Regions from separate parts of the Homo sapiens genome. Here region 1 is linked to region 2. A link is a contact called in ENCODE Hi-C data. All regions are on one chromosome and are shown on one strand. The core of a region is the stretch at or near the end of the contact, and the rest is flanking DNA. Distances in the headings are between cores, read along the strand shown. Region 1 holds the start of OPTN (optineurin). Region 2 holds the start of STAM (signal transducing adaptor molecule).

The links. A loop is a pair of places that touch in the nucleus more often than their neighbours do. Pooled maps may share reads with other maps.
Region 1: a map of naive thymus-derived CD4-positive, alpha-beta T cell shows a loop between it and region 2 (10-fold over the local background). The contact joins the promoter of OPTN here to the promoter of STAM in region 2. A Hi-C loop is called at or near these places in 2 of 168 maps with a recorded cell type or tissue (naive thymus-derived CD4-positive, alpha-beta T cell and psoas muscle) and 5 of 50 pooled maps.

The regions. Positions count from the first base shown.
Region 1 is chr10:13,093,796-13,101,418 of GRCh38, reverse strand. It overlaps OPTN (optineurin), which reads right to left and starts at 1,256. Exons shown (of 15, transcript NM_001008212.2): 1 at 1,117-1,256. It also overlaps a transcript of CCDC3 not described here. RefSeq lists an enhancer at 471-600 and silencers at 881-1,450, 1,921-1,980.
Region 2 is chr10:17,638,930-17,646,556 of GRCh38, reverse strand. STAM (signal transducing adaptor molecule) reads right to left here and starts at 2,406. Exons shown (of 14, transcript NM_003473.4): 1 at 2,178-2,406. The coding sequence starts at 2,217. STAM-DT (STAM divergent transcript) reads left to right here and starts at 2,639. Exons shown (of 1, transcript NR_110370.1): 1 at 2,639-5,273. RefSeq lists enhancers at 2,392-2,511, 2,662-2,731, 2,154-2,803, 2,804-3,452.

The DNA.
Region 1 (7,623 bases), core at 7-2,506, 4.5 Mb after region 2:
CGGGGGTGGGTGGGGGGGTGGGGGGGTGGAGGTTAGGTTAGTTATATTCCTAGCATAATATGCAACCTAAAGGTTAGTTTATAAAAAAAGAAGCTGTTACTTTTATTGTGTTGTACGTAATATATAAAGAACGCCTAAAATTGGCCCAGTGGAAAAACAGATGAATTATGCCAGGACTTAAATCAATGATCGTCCTCTGTCTACAGGTCACATTTAAACTTGCCTTGTCCACTCCAGGGCAATCCCTGGCCTTGGGGTCTGCCCTGGGACTTCTCCAGCCCCCGCCCCAAAACTGGGCCTGTCCTGGGAGGCAGCCTGGCACCACTAACTCTTCTCTCCCTGGGTCAAAAGAGCAAGGTGGGTTCTTCTGTTCACACAGCCTGCACCTTGCTAACCAGATCCAAAGGCTTCTGAGGTCCTCACATTGCCTTACTTTTCTATGCTTTCATTTTCCATTTCATCCTTACAAACAGTTCCTTGGTGTACATTTCCATACAACAGTTTTCCTGCTGGTGGAGGCCAGGTCGGAACCTGGGTTTCATTTTCTTTGAGCGATGTTTACTTCCTGTAGCTTATGCATTTCGATGGCAAAAACAATTCCTTTGGGGTTCTCGGCCTCATCAAATATTCTCTCTATATAGAGTGTACACACTCTCCTAGACACAGCAGTCTATGTGGATTCCCACCGACCCTGGGCACCTCATTCAGCTCGGGTAGTGGTCCCATGTCTCCCACAGGCGTGTCTGTAACCACCTCCTTATGGCGAGGAACTGGCTGCGGAATCCTTCCCAGCCTGCGGGAGGACGTCACCTCCAAGTCTCTGGGTGACTTGTAGAGGGGTTACCTGCGGCCAAGAGGCCGGCCCTGGACCCTTCTTGGGCCCACCCTGTGTTCACTACCCACCCTCTCCCACCAGGTCAGGACCCGCCGAGGCTTGGGGATCCTCCCAGGGCAGCCGTCTCGCGGGAGGGCCGCCCCACCCCTCGCCACCCTCACCCCGACAGGCTCCGGGCCGCGGGGCAGGGCGGCGGGTACCGTTTTCAGGCCGCGGAAGCGCCCGCCGGGAAGGAGCCGCCGCCCCCTCGCCCACCGCTGCAGCCCCCTGCCCTGGCTCACCTGCCGCCCGGCTTGGCTTCGCTCAGGGTCACTGTTTCCTCGGCATCGTGCCGCCTGGAGAGAACTCCCGACCGGGATGGGACGCTGACCAGGGAACCTGCCGGCGGGCGGCGGCGGTGGCGGAGGGGGCAGCCGGGACTGGGGTGCCTAGGGCTGATGCGCGGCCTGGCGACCCCGCCCAGCGCGGCTCAGCTGACAGCCAGCCGCTCCCTGCCCGCGCCGGGGAATTTCCCGGGCCCCGCCCATCCCATACCCCGCCCATCCCCCCCACCCTGCCCATTCCATACCCCACCCGACCAAGGCCCCGCCCCTCCTCTTTCCTGCGTCCGCCCCCAGCTACCCACCCTCGCTGTCCGTGCGGGGTCGAGGCTGGGACCCGGGTGAACAGGGACTGCTCTAAGGCGTCACTGTGACGGCGTTAATCAAAATAAATCATTAATCAAATGCAGTGTGCGGAGTTCGTCTTCCCCGTGTCTTCCCGCAGATCCCGTAGTGGAGGCTGGAGCCGCAGGGGGTCGCTGCCGCCCACAGAAAGAGGAGAATGCCAGGCATCCTCGGAGGGAGGCCTCCATCTGTGTTTTTTGAAAAAAGGTTAACATCTAGACATAGTTAACTGAGCATACATAGCTTTCCACTCGTTTTTGCTTTAAAATACACTCAAAAAGCAGAAAGCCTGCAGGATGCTTCTTGGGCTCTTGTTGCGGACGAATAGGCTCGGCTATTCTTGTTGCTGAAGAATAGCCTCTGCTGGTGTGGAGGAGGGAAGCTGCCCCCGGATTAGACAGCAGGATGACAAGGTAGGAGCGAGAGCCGCCCTATGTGCATCCAGAGTACCCGGGTAGCGCTGCAGGGATGGGAGGGAGGGAAGGAGGGAGGGGGAGAGAGAGAGAGAGGGAGGGACGGAGAGAGGGAGAGAGGGAGGGAGAGAGGGAGGGAGGGAGAGAGGGAGAGAAAAAAAACAAAACAACAACAACAAAACCTAATCTGAAACAGGAAAAAGGCAGATGCGCCCTCTCCTGGTATCTCCGAAGGATTCTGCTTCGCTGTCTGGACCTCCTGCTGCCTGGCCAAGCCTGACTCTCAACCCTGCCCCTGAGGCTAACCCCAAGAGCAGGGCAGAGAAGCAAGCAAGTCAGCGACTGCCCCAGACCCAATTCCGGGCCCTCGAGTTGGTGTGGTGTAGGAGGGGCAGATGAGGCTAGAGGCTGCTTTATAAGGAGTGAGCCTGGGGGTGGGAGTGGGGAGAAATAGAGAATTTAAAAAAATTCTTTTTATATCAGTGCAGGAGGGCCAGGCGCGGTGGCTCACGCCTGTAATCCCAGCACTTTGGGAGGCCAAGGCAGGCAGATCGCAAGGTCCGGAGTTCGAGACCAGCCTGGCCAATATGGTGAAAGCCTGTCTCTACTAAAAATACAAAAATTAGCCGGGCATGATGGTACTCTCCTGTAGTCCCAGCTACTCGGGAGGCTAAGGCAGAAGAATCGCTTGAACCCGGGAGGCAGAGCTTGCAGCGAGCCGAGATCATGCCACTGCACTCCAGCCTGGGTGACAGAGTGAGACTCCGTCTCAAAAAAAAAAAAAAAAAAAAAAAATCAGTGCAGGAAATAACTGATCATTCATGAAAAGGGCTTGGAAAAATATATACAGAGAGAAATGGAATGACGATCTCTAATTTTTGTTTATCTACTGGGATAATCCAGGCAGAAAAGACGGTGTCACAGCTGTACCCTGGGATCGGCAGAAAAGGGTCCCCCCGGGGCCTGTAAGGGGTGCCTGCGGTAAGTCGTACTTCACTAGGCTCCTTTTACTGTTTAAAACCCTATAGGTGGGGCACGGTGGCTCACACCTGTAATCCCAGCACTTTGGGAGGTCAAGGCAGGAGGATCGCTTGAGCCCAGGAGGGAGAGGCTGCAATGAGCTGTGATTGCAGCACTGCACTCCAGCTTGGGTGAGAGGGAGACTTTGTCTCAAGCAAAAACAAAAACGAGAACAAAACAACACTATGAAAGTGAATTAAAATGAGCATCAGTGAAACTCAGAGCCAAGAGAAGAAGGTCACCCACAAGCTGCCCATGGCTTTGGTGTGGGAGGCTCGAGGTGAGTTTCTGGTACAGAAAGCAGTCAAAGTTGTTTTCTCCTGATTCCTTGCTCTCAGTGGTGGGGTCGGGGTGGGGGGTGCCCTGAAGCACTGCACACACACATGCACACACACTCCCCCGACAACCACTTCTTAGCTGTAGGACCTTGACCAAGTTACTTCATCTTACCCTTCCTCATTCCCTTTATCTGTAAAATGGGGAGTATAGTACACTCCCAAATCCAGAAAGTTCTAAGGACCAAACCTCTTTTCTGACCAGACCCAACTGATGGAAAGCTATTTACAGTCTTTATTTAGATCCCTTGATGTGATTTTTAAATTTGTTTTGTGAAGGAAAATCGAATAGTTGATAGGAGAACTGCGTCAGACAGTGTCAGGGTGTTATGTGATATAAATCCCATTTATTGAATAGCCTTTTGAAAATCCCCAGAATTCTGGACTCTAAAGCAGAGCTTGCCCCAAAGGTTTTATTTTATTTTTTGAGGTGGAGTCTCACTCTGTTGCCCAGGCTGGAGTGCAGTGGCATAATCTCAGCTCACTGCAATCTCCACCTCCTGGGTTTGAGTGATTCTCCTGCCTCAGCCTCCCAAGTGGCTGGGATTACAGGCGTGTGCCACCACACCAAGCTAATTTTTGCATTTTTCGTATTGATGAGGTTTCGCCATGTTGACCAGCCTGGTATTGAACTCCTGACCTCGGGTGATCCACCTGCCTCGGCCTTCCAAAGTGCTGGGATTACATGTGTGAGCCACGGTGCCCAGCCACCCAAAAATTTTAGATAAGGCCTCTGGACCCACAGCCCTCACCTAAGGATGCTGAGAAGATTAAAGAGGAAATACGTCTTCAACACCTAGAAGAACGCCTGGCTCATGGTGTTTGTTGCTGTTGCTTGTGTTAGAGCCGGTTCTGTTTCTTAGCCTGGATCATCCCGTTTGGTGACTCCATCTTCCTGCACACTTCCATGGGTAGATGGAATCTAAATGCAGCGAAAAAACTGAAATAATAGCATGCTCTTAGCTGATTTGTTGATGTGGTTTTGTGGTGGGTAAATGTAGAGCAGTGTGGGAAGGTTTTTAGTGAGATCCTAATCTGGGTTTGATGTTCCTTGTGTTCCCTTTCCACCCCAATCTCCTCTGTTTGGAGTTAGCAACGAGTCCCTTTGGGCTTCCTACCTTCAGGAGCGTTGGCTGGACTCCTGGCAACAGCTCTTAGAAGTACAGCCTTTCTTCTTGTCTTTTGAGAAAGCCTGATCTCAATACATCCATGATCTACCCCAGATGTCCTGGAGGAAGAGCCAGAGCTGGGTGGGGTGGAGGCTTTCACAACAGTTGGAGGGAGGAGTGACTCCCCCGCCCCCAGATTGGGAGGAGGAGTGGGATGGTGGTCTTATGAGCATCAAGGACTCAAGCCTCAGTCCCTGCAGCACCCAGACAGACAGCAAGCTCTTGGGATGCACCTACTGGACTTTGGGAACCTCCCGCAGATTCTGCTGCCCAGGCTTGTCATTGGAAACAGCAGAGACTGTTCCCTAGAAGAACCATTTGATAATGAGGGTATCAGTGGCAATGTTGCTGGGCTGAAAAATAAATGGCCCTTACTTCAATGGGTACCAAAAGCCCTCCTGGAGTTTTGCATGGCCGTAGGGAAGGAGACCTCCCCTCTCCAGACCCCAGTGGTGCCCGAAAATAGGTTTCCGTACACCCCTGCAGAACTGGGTTTAAAGAAAGTAAAGAGGCCCAGGGCGGTGGCTCACGCCTGTAATCCCAGCACTTTGGGAGGATCGTTTGAGGTCAGGAGTTCAAGACCAGCCTGGCTAACATGGTGAAACCCTATCTCTACTAAAAATATAAAAATTAGCCAGGCAGTAGTGGTGCGTGCCTGTAATCTCAGCTACTTGAGAGGCTGAGGCAGGAGAATTGCTTGAGCCTGGGAGTCAAAGGTTGCGCTGAGCCAAGATGGTGCCACTGCACTCCAGCCTGGGCCATGGAGTGAGACTCTGTCCAAAAAGAAAGAGAGAGAGAGAGAGAAGGAAGAAAGGTAAGAAGGAGGGAAGGAAGGAAGTAGAGAGAGAAAGGAAGGAGGGAAGGAAGGAAGGAAGGAAAAGAAAAGAAAAGATATGTAATATTTTTATGTGCATCTGAGGTGGTAGACTAATATTCGTACTTGCTACCCCAGATGCCAAAGACTACATATGCTATGACTCCATATACATTAAATGTCCAGAAAAGGAAAGTAGAAAAAGACAGAAATCAGACCAGTAGTTGCCTGAAATTGGGGGTGGCTTTGAACTGCAAAGGAACTCGAGGGGATTTTTGGGGGATGATGGAAATATACTAAATTTGAATTGTAATGATGGTTTTACAACTTTTTAAGTGTAATTGAAAGCCATGAATCATACATTTACAAATGGGGTGAATTTTATGGCATGTGGATTATACCTCAATAGAGCTGTACAAACACCACCAAAAAGAACACGACCTAATAATTATGTCCAATAAAGCAGGGGTCCCCAAACCCCGGGTGGTGAACCAGTACTGGCCTGTGGCCTCTCAGGAACTAGACCGAACAGCAGGAGGTGAGCAACGGGTGGGTGAGCATTATGGCCTAAGCTCCGCCTCTTGTCAGATCAGCAGCTGCATTAGATTTTCATAGGAGCGTGAACCCTATTGTCAACAGAACATGCAAGGGATCTAGGTTGCGTGCTTCTTATGAGACTCTAATGCCTGATGATCTGAGGTGGACCCATTTCATCCCAAAACCACCCCCCCACCCACCACCATCCATGGAAAAATTGTCTTCCATGAAACCAGTTCCTGGTGTCAAAAATGTTGGGGACTGCTGCAGCAAAGGGTGTGCCCCTGCTCCTGTGAGGCCACTGGTGTGGTCGCTGCATGAATCATCTGCCCTATGGTTGACCTTGGTCTGGACTTTGTCTCAGCTTTAGTTTGATTCAGTTCATCACTGGTTCCAAATATTCCGAGGATGAGTTCCTTGGAAAGTTAAACAGAGAGTTATGATATGACCCAGCAATTCCACTTCTAGGTGTACACTCCAAAGAAACTGAAAACAGAGACTCAAACAGGTGCGTGTCTATGCCTCTAATAGGTTGCTTTCCTTTCCCTGAAATCCAGCATGAAAGCAACTCCCTGTATGAGAAGCAAGGTGTATGGTTGAAGCCTCCATCAGAATGAGGCTCTGGGATTAGGGTCCAACCTACAGCCTCAGCCAAGTACCCAGAGTCCCAGGGACCATGGCTCTGCTTTGAGACAAGCCTGTTCACGGTGTGTGTGCTGTGCTAAGCTCCTCCTTCCTCTCCTTCCTCCCATGTTTTTTGTTTGTTTGACAGAGCATCTTGCTCTGTCACCCAGGCTGGAGTGCAGTGGCATAGTCGTGGCTCACTGCAGCCTCGAACTCCTGGGCTCAAGCAATTCTCCCACCTCAGCCTGCCAAGTAGCTGGGACTATAGGCATGCACCACCATGCCTGGCTAATTTTTGTATTTTTTGTAGACATAGGGTTTCACCATGTTGCCCAGGCTGGTCTTAAACTCATGACCTCAAGTGATCCTTCCACCTCGGCCTCCCAAAGTGCTGGAATTACAGACATAACTCTCTGTGCCGGGCCTGCCTCATGTTTAAAAATCTTGAAATAGGCCGGGCACAGTGGCTTACACCTGTAATCCCAGCACTTTGGGTGGCTGAGGTGGGCGGGTCATGAGGTCAAGAGATCAAGACCATCCTGGTCAACATGGTGAAACCCCATCTCTACTAAAAAAACAAAAATTAGCTGGGCATGGTGGCACACGCCTATAGTCCCAGCTACTAGAGGCTGAGGTAGGAGAATCTCTTGAACCTGGGAGGTGGAGGTTGCAGTGAGCCGAGATCGTGCCATTGCACTCCAGCCTGGGTGAGTATCATCATCATCATCATCATCATCATCATCATCATCATCATCATCATCATCTTGAAAAGTAAACTCACTGGGAAAGAGCCAGGTATTTACCCCTTAGGTTATGGTTGGCCCTCTGTAAATAATAGATAAGAATGCTGCTTATTAATTACTTCCTATGCCTGTCCCATTAGAACCTGTCTAATCCCTGCCGCCTTTTGTACCAAATCAAAGCACAGCACCGATGAAATGTTAAGTCTTTGCTTCCTTGTTTTGCTACAAAACTGTCATGAGTTCCTTTAGCAAAATTTTCTGTTTAAGTATTAATTAGCCAGAGCTGGTGATTTGGGAAAATAATCACTGTAATGCACCACAGTTCCTCGTCATTGTCTGAAAAATACTATCATTATCTTCTTTGCATGCCTGAGGAGTGAAAAATGGCCTGGCTGTCTAATTTTAGACATAGTTTTAGCTTCTTTGGATTAAATAATTGATCAGTAGTAGGAAAGTACAAGTGATTTG
Region 2 (7,627 bases), core at 1,157-3,656:
TTCTCAACTCAACAAACATTATTAAACACCTCCTATGTAGCAACCTCTCATTAAGGAGTATAAAACTATCTTGAATGCTAAATAATTCGGTAAAGGCAAAAATGCTAAAATAAGTTAGAGGATTTTGTAAGAAGGTGGAAATTAGAGTGGACTAGTGCAGCGGTTCTCAACTGGGAGGTATTTTGTCCTTCCAGGGGGCATTTAGCAATGTCCTGAGACTTCTAAAATCATGAGTGGGGGCTGGGTGTCACCGGCATCTAGTGGATAAAGGCCAGGGATAAGGCTGAACACCCTACATTGCACAGGACAAACTCCTATGACAAAGATATTTACCTGGCCCAAACCGTCAATAACGTTGCTACTGAGAAACCCTTTGCTACAGTAATCAGGAAATGACTCAGGTGTAACAAGTTGGATTCTGAGTTGGCCTTAACACACAAGGATATGTTGAAAGATAAAAGAAAGCATAAGCGTAGGACAAAAGCATAAAGGCAAGAAGGTGCCTGTGTTTGAACTGGGTGGTACAGCTACTAGGAACGGGTTTGACATTAAGAAATTTACCTGAATCCAATGCAAATATGTGTTCACAAAGTCAGTAGAATATAAAGGTGATTGGGTAGTTGCTAGCTAAATTATACAGGACCAAGAAAACTAGACAAAGGTGCTGTAAACAGAAGAAGCAAGTATTAAGAAGCTGTTTTAAGTATTTCCCCTAGAGATTCATGTAGTGAGATGTAAAACTGCTTGAGAACAGCAACTAGGCCTTGCTCATCACTGTATCTCTTATGTCACTGAGCTGCTGTGTCCTGTAGTGTGTGCTAACTGCTTATTAAATTAAATGCAATTTTCCAATTCATTAAGTATAATCGGTGATCTCCAAGGTTCTGTCCACTGCTAAGATTCAGGACACTCATTTAAGGTGGAACAAAAAAGGTAGCATCTAGTAAGTGCCAACCACATAAAGGTACTGTAGCAGGCCCTCTAGACATATTATTTAACTGCAGAATGGAATGATGTGTTTTCCCCTCTTTAAAGACAAGAACACTGGAACTCAAAGAATTTAACTTGCCTATGATTTCACCGTGAGCTGAGAAGTGGCAGAGGTAAGGAGTGAACTTTTTTCTACTCTTATATAAACTTCCAAGTTTCAGTGACATGCTCTAAGGAAGAGTTTAAAAAGAAAAATTCAACATCCACCTTTCATAATTAAAATACACAAAGACAAGTAAATTCATAAGGTTGTCCTTATTCACAGTAATGATTACATTCTGCCATAAGGGATTTGGAAATGGTATTTGGCTTGCTTTCATTCCACACTTGTGTGCCAAGGTAGTTCCTACGTGCGTTCAAATTAAACCAAAATTCTCTCCCCGGAAACTCAAATTCCCATAATTATTATCTTCAAGTCAGAAAAAAATAAAATAAAATAAAATTAAAAACCAAAAGCAAACCTATTGAATTGACATCATCAGTACCTAATACCAGTGATTCAGAAAACAACAAAAATGTAGCATTTCAAACTCTTTCCAGATTCAACAACTTCTTCCACACTTCTTTACACCTTTTAAAGTGCAGAGACCTAGCCTAAGAGAGACATCCCAAAGGCTCAGGTCCTCAATTCGGTTTCAGTCGTTGCCAAGTATTTCATCTTCATCGCTCCTAACATGTTTGAGAGTCTACCCTTAACCAGAGCTCCCTCCTTCAGTTACCGTTACAAAAGATTTTAAAATCCTCTAAGGAACCTTACCTAAAACATTCTGCCAGTTCCAGACGCTCAACATTTATTTGTCTAGGCAAGCACTTTTGGTACAGGGTTTACAATCCTAATCTAGCCAACATACGCCTTAAGCCCTTCGCTGTTCTTCCAGAAGCACAGTCCCTGCACCAGATGCTACACCAGCTGCTCCTCCCAGGCCCTTTACACCAACCCATTCAGCAGTTCTTTGGCAACCTACAGTCCTAGCTCAAGGCCCATTTCACAGGATGAGTCCCATTTCTTTCAAAGAGGATGCGCCAAGCCCTCAACCTCCTCCCAGCTCTGAAGGAGGGAGCCTCAGGAAAGGGGAAGAGCGAGCTCTTCCTTGGCCCTGGCCCGAGGGTCCTGAATGCAGGCAGGGGCTGGCAGAGTGAGCGTGCAGTCCGGTGAGGAATGGGCAGGGAGAGGCAAAAACACTTACCAACATCCTGATCGAAGGGATTGGTGGCAAAAAGAGGCATCTCCGCTGCGTGCCGAGGTGTCCCCGGGGACTCCCTCTCGACAGCACGGGAGTCAGAGCTCGACGTAGGATGGAAGACTCCTCAGGCAAAAAGAGCAACAGAGACCGACTCTACAGGGTCCGCGACAGCTCCTCCTCTCACCCAACCCCACCAACCGCGGCAGCAGCTGCGGCGGCGGCAACAGCAAGGAGCCGAGGAAGCCCCCGCGCGGAGCTTGTCGGGAATCTGGGCGACCTTGGCGCTGCCTGTCTCAAAGCTGCCCCGAGCCTGCCCCATCGGTAAAGGCTGAACAGGGAGTCCCCTCTGCCTGACTCCTCTTTTAATTAGTCACACATAAGAGTGGAATTAGTTCTTGTGTTTTCTGCTTTTCCCTTGGCTAGGAGTCTCCGTAGGACGGGGTCCTTCAGGCGTGCTGAAGCCTACTAACAACCCCAGGAGTGACTGGGAGAGCCAGGAGAAAGAAAGCAGGTTGAGTTCGGGTCGAGCTGTGCGCCTTTTTTCCTCTCGCTCTCTCGGTTATCATAACCTTGTATTCCCTCTGGAAGGAAATGGAAATTCCTTTGGATCATCTTCTAGGTAAACAGTTTAATTAGCTGCGTGAGGTGACAAACTTGCTCGGATGAAGTCATGGGAGCTGAACGAATTGGCCTGAATCCCAAGAGGGGAGTGTTCAGGGCGCGCGTGTCCCTCGGAGAGGCTGAGGTAACGCTGGCTCCTTCCCGGGAGTCCCTGAACGCCCGGCTTTGGAATCTGCAGACAGCTCTTCTAGCAGGGCGTTGGCACCTACTGACTAACCGTGCAATCACTCAGCAGCTGTGATGGTTGGTGACATGTCTTTCACAGCCCAAGATAGCCTCCCTAGACTGAGCAAAAAAAAGAAAACAGAAAAAAACTGGAGCTAAAAGTTGATCAGTGAGTGATTCCTAGCAACCCAAAATGTTGGTTTATTTATTTTACTTATAAGTTTAGTTAACCAATAAAAATTATTCTCTGTGTGATGGAGAAGTTTTAAGGAGCATCTACTAGAGATGTTGCGTCCCACTTGGAACAAACTTAGTAAGCACATCTTGTACGTAAATGGAAATTATCCCGCAAATTACGGCATCTCCAAATGTAGCGTGGAAACTAATATTGACATGTCAACACAGGATTAATACATAGTAATCAAAGAGTGCTTAAAAATTCATTAAAAATGAAGTCCCACCTCTAAAAGTGAAATGTGCAAATTAAAGTAGCAGTTAGATAATGTTTTGTCATTTAGGTAAAAATTACAAAGAATCGGCCGGGCGCGGTGGCTCACGCCTGTAATCCCAGCACTCTGGGAGGCCGAGGCCGGCAGATCACCTGAGGTCAGGAGTTCAAGACCAGCCTGGCCATGGTGAAACCCCGTCTCTACTAAAAGTACAAAAAATTAGCCGGGCGTGGTGGTGCGCGCTTGTAATCCCAGCTATTCGGGAGGCTGAGGCTGGGAATCGTTTGAACCCGGGAGCGAAACTCCGTCTCAAAAAAAGAAAAAAATTGCAAAGAATCAGGGATGTGAGGAGTCAGACACTCACATACTGTTGGATGAAGTGTAAATACTGTATAATCTTCCTAAGGGAAATATTTGGAAGCATGTAAAAAAATTTTTAAAACCTTAGGACCCAGCAATTCCATTTCGGCAAATTAATCCTAAAGACATTCTTTTAAAACATGAACAAAGGTATACATGGCAACATTGTCTAAAGGATCAAAGCATTGCCAGCCATTAAATGTCCCACATTGAGTGATTGGACAAATTGCTTCACCTCTTGGTGTCTCAGTTTCCTCATGTGTAAGAAACAGGAATAATAGGGTTGTGAGGATCAAATGAATTAGTACAAGCAAAACGCTTATTACAGTGCCTGGCATAGAGTAAGCACTAAATAAGTGTAACTGATCACTGTAATTTACACTGGTCAGTTAAATCATAGTACATAAGATGTGAAAACTACACAGCCATTTAAGGTGCATAATACAGATTCATATTTACATAGACATCTGAATACACAAGTTTTCAGAAGGAAGTTACAAACCTTATAAAATTACAAATGCCCACAATTTTAAAAATCTGAAAGGAAATACATGAGAATATTATGACATGATTGTCTCTGAGTGGCAAGATTCTAGACAATGTTTTTGTTCTTTGTGCATTTTATTATTCAAAATATTTTAATGATGAGCGTGTATTCCTTTCAAAAGCAGAAAAAATGTTAAAATACAACAATGTCAAAAATGGTATGTTGGTACCACCAGTTTCTTAATGTTTTGAAGGGCCAATACCAAAAGCGTGCTTGTGTTTCATTATGACAAGTATAGAATTATTCGGAAATATCACGACTGATACGGAAGTCAGAACATTCCCTCTCAAAAATGTGCTTTGATTGCTGGGCTGACAGAATTAGGTGACAACTTGTTTACCTTAAGATCCTGAGCAGTGTCTTGGGCCATTATCATAAGTGCCTGAGCCAGATATTGGTGGCTCAGACTGGGTGTATCAGAGCCAGATATTGATGAAAATGCATTTGTACATGTTCTGTACTCCGGACTGAATTACTCTGTTGCCAGCAATAAGCCAGGGCACAAACTGTTCAAGCCTTGATTATCAATATGTGTGCACTGGGAGTAATACATACTAGTATTGAGAGCAGTATCCGTGCATTCTGACCTAGAATGACTTTAGCTGTGGGGGCAGGGGGGTCTCGATGATTAATGTGCTGTATAAATAATAAACATTTTTTAAATATAAAATTTTTAATATTTAACTTAAAAGACAAACATAAAAAGTGAAATGCTTTGTATTTTGTGGTTAACGTCCCTTATTATCCCTTTAAAATACTGAAATTCTATGAGTTTCACTTTTAGTATTACCACAGTTTTTAAAACGTTTTGAAGACTACATATCAATGGCATATTAAAATGTTTCTGTAATGTTGTATGTTTAATAAATTCTGTGGTTGTTTGTTAAATGTTATATCCCTTTATTCTCAGTTTGATTTTGAAAATTCATCTACATTAAAAACAAAAATACTGGCCAAGTGTGGTGGCTCATGCCTGTAATCCTAGCACTTTGGGAGGCTGAGGCAGGTGGATCATCTGAGGTCAGGAGTTTGAGACCAGCCTGGCCAACATGGCGAAACTCGGTCTCTACCAAAAATACAAAAACTTAGCTGGGCGTGGTGGTGGGCAGCTGTAATCCCAGCTACTCAGGAGGATGAGGCAGGAGAATCGCTTGAACCTGGGGTATGGAGGTTGCAGTGAGCCGAGATCGGGCCACTTCACTCCAGCCTGGGCGACAGAGAGAGACTCTGTCTCAAAAAACAAAAAAAACAAACAAAAAAACAAAACAAAAAACAAAAAACTGGTGTGCAAATAGAGTTACTACACGAAAAAGTCTATAATTTTCAAATTCAGGAAAAAGAATATCCTAGGAAGGTTTTTAACAGTTTAATAATTCCAGCCCAAGTAGGAATGATTACTATTTCTCAGTCTTTCCTCTTCCTCTGCATTGTCACTACTTTAGTTTATACCCTCATCTCTTAGGCAAGTTACTACATTCACCTCCTGCTGTCTTTTCTCCTTTCCTACAGCTGTGGACTGAATTGTATCCTCAAAAATACAAATATTGAAGCCCTTATGCCCAATGTGATGGTATTTGGAGACAGAATCTTTGGGAGATAATTAGAGTTAGATGAGGTCATGAGGCTGCGGCCTTGCTAATGGGATTAGTGCCCTTATAAGAAGGACACTGGATTGCTTGCTGTCTCTCCCTCTCTCTGCCATGTGGGGATGTGGCGAGAAGGCAGCTGTCTGCAGGCCAGTAAGAGAGCCCTCGCCAGAACCCAACCATGCTGGTACCCTGATCTCAGACTTCCAACCTTTAGAACGGCAAGAAAATTAATTTCTGTTGTATAAGTCACTCACTCTGGTATTTTGTTATGGCAGCCTAAGCTAGCTAATACAGCTATTACCTCTAAACCATTCTCTGTCTTACCGCCAGAATGATTTTTCTAATACACAAATCTGATTATATATCATTTCCTTAAAATTCTTATAGGGTTTCTTCAGTTACTCAGTCATTCAGCAAATATGTATTAACTCCCACGTGTGCCAGGTAACATTTTAGATGCTGGAATTATAGGGATAAAAGCTCTGTGAGATTTAGCCTTTTTGGAGTACAGCCTTTGGGGAAGATAGTCATTAAATAAAAAATTAAATTAATTGTATGATTACAAGTGTGCAGAGTAGCCTTACCTTCAGGATTAAACCCCCCTTCTTTAGCATTACCTCCTTAATGAACTGACCTCTCAGTAACTCATCTCTTCGCAGTTTTTTTTCTCCTACCCTCTACGTTAGCCTTTCTGAACTACTAGCATTCGCCCCCATGCTTTTTGTATCTTCAAACAAGCAACTCTTTCTGCTTTTCCTGCTCTTACTCTATTTAGGTCCTAGATCTCCTCTAAACTTCCGCTTAGATTTTGCTTCTTAAAAGCCTTTCCTGACTCAGTACCTGACTAGTAATAGGCACATAATAAATATTTGTTAATCCATTTGTTAATTGACTACCTCTATTATATAGCACTTAATGGTATGGTATGTGTTACAGGTGTCTATTATACCTGAGCACGGTGTCTCACGTCTGTAATCCCAGCACTGTGGGAGGCCGAGGGGGGCAGATCACCTGAGGTCGGGAGTTCAAAACCAGCCTGACCAACATGGAGAAACCCTGTCTCTACTAAAAATACAAAATTAGCTGGGCATGGTGGCGCATACCTGTAATCTCAGCTACTCAGGAGGCTGAGGCAGGAGAATCGCTTGAACACGGGAGGTGGAGGTTGCAGTGAGCCGAGATCACACCATTGCCCTCCAGCCTGGGCAACAAGAGCGAAACTCCATCTCAAAAAAAAAAAAAAAAAAAATTAAGCACTGCAAATTGCAAATTTAGCATCTTAGGGCAACAACAATCATTTCTTCTGCTTACAAACAGAAATTTGGTTAGAACTTAGCCAGGACCACACAGTCTCAGCGGTGGTAGCTCAGAGGCTGGAATCACTACAGCCAGGGCTACAGTCATTTCAAAGTTTGCTCAGTTATATGTCTGGCAGTTGGTCCTAGCAGTTGACTGAGTCATTGGGGTTACCAACCAGAACAACTACATGGGAGCTCCTATGTATCTGCTTGGTTCCTCTCAGTGTGTTGGATGGGCATACAACTGAGTATTGCAAGAGCCGGGAAACTGCCAGTTTCTTAAGACCTGGGCTAGGAAATAAGCACAGCATCATTTCAGTCATGTTCTTTTGGACAGGCAGTCACAGCATCTACACTTAAGGGAAGAGGAAATAAAATTTACCTCTTGGTGGAAAGAGTGTCAAAGAATTTTGGGGTCATACTT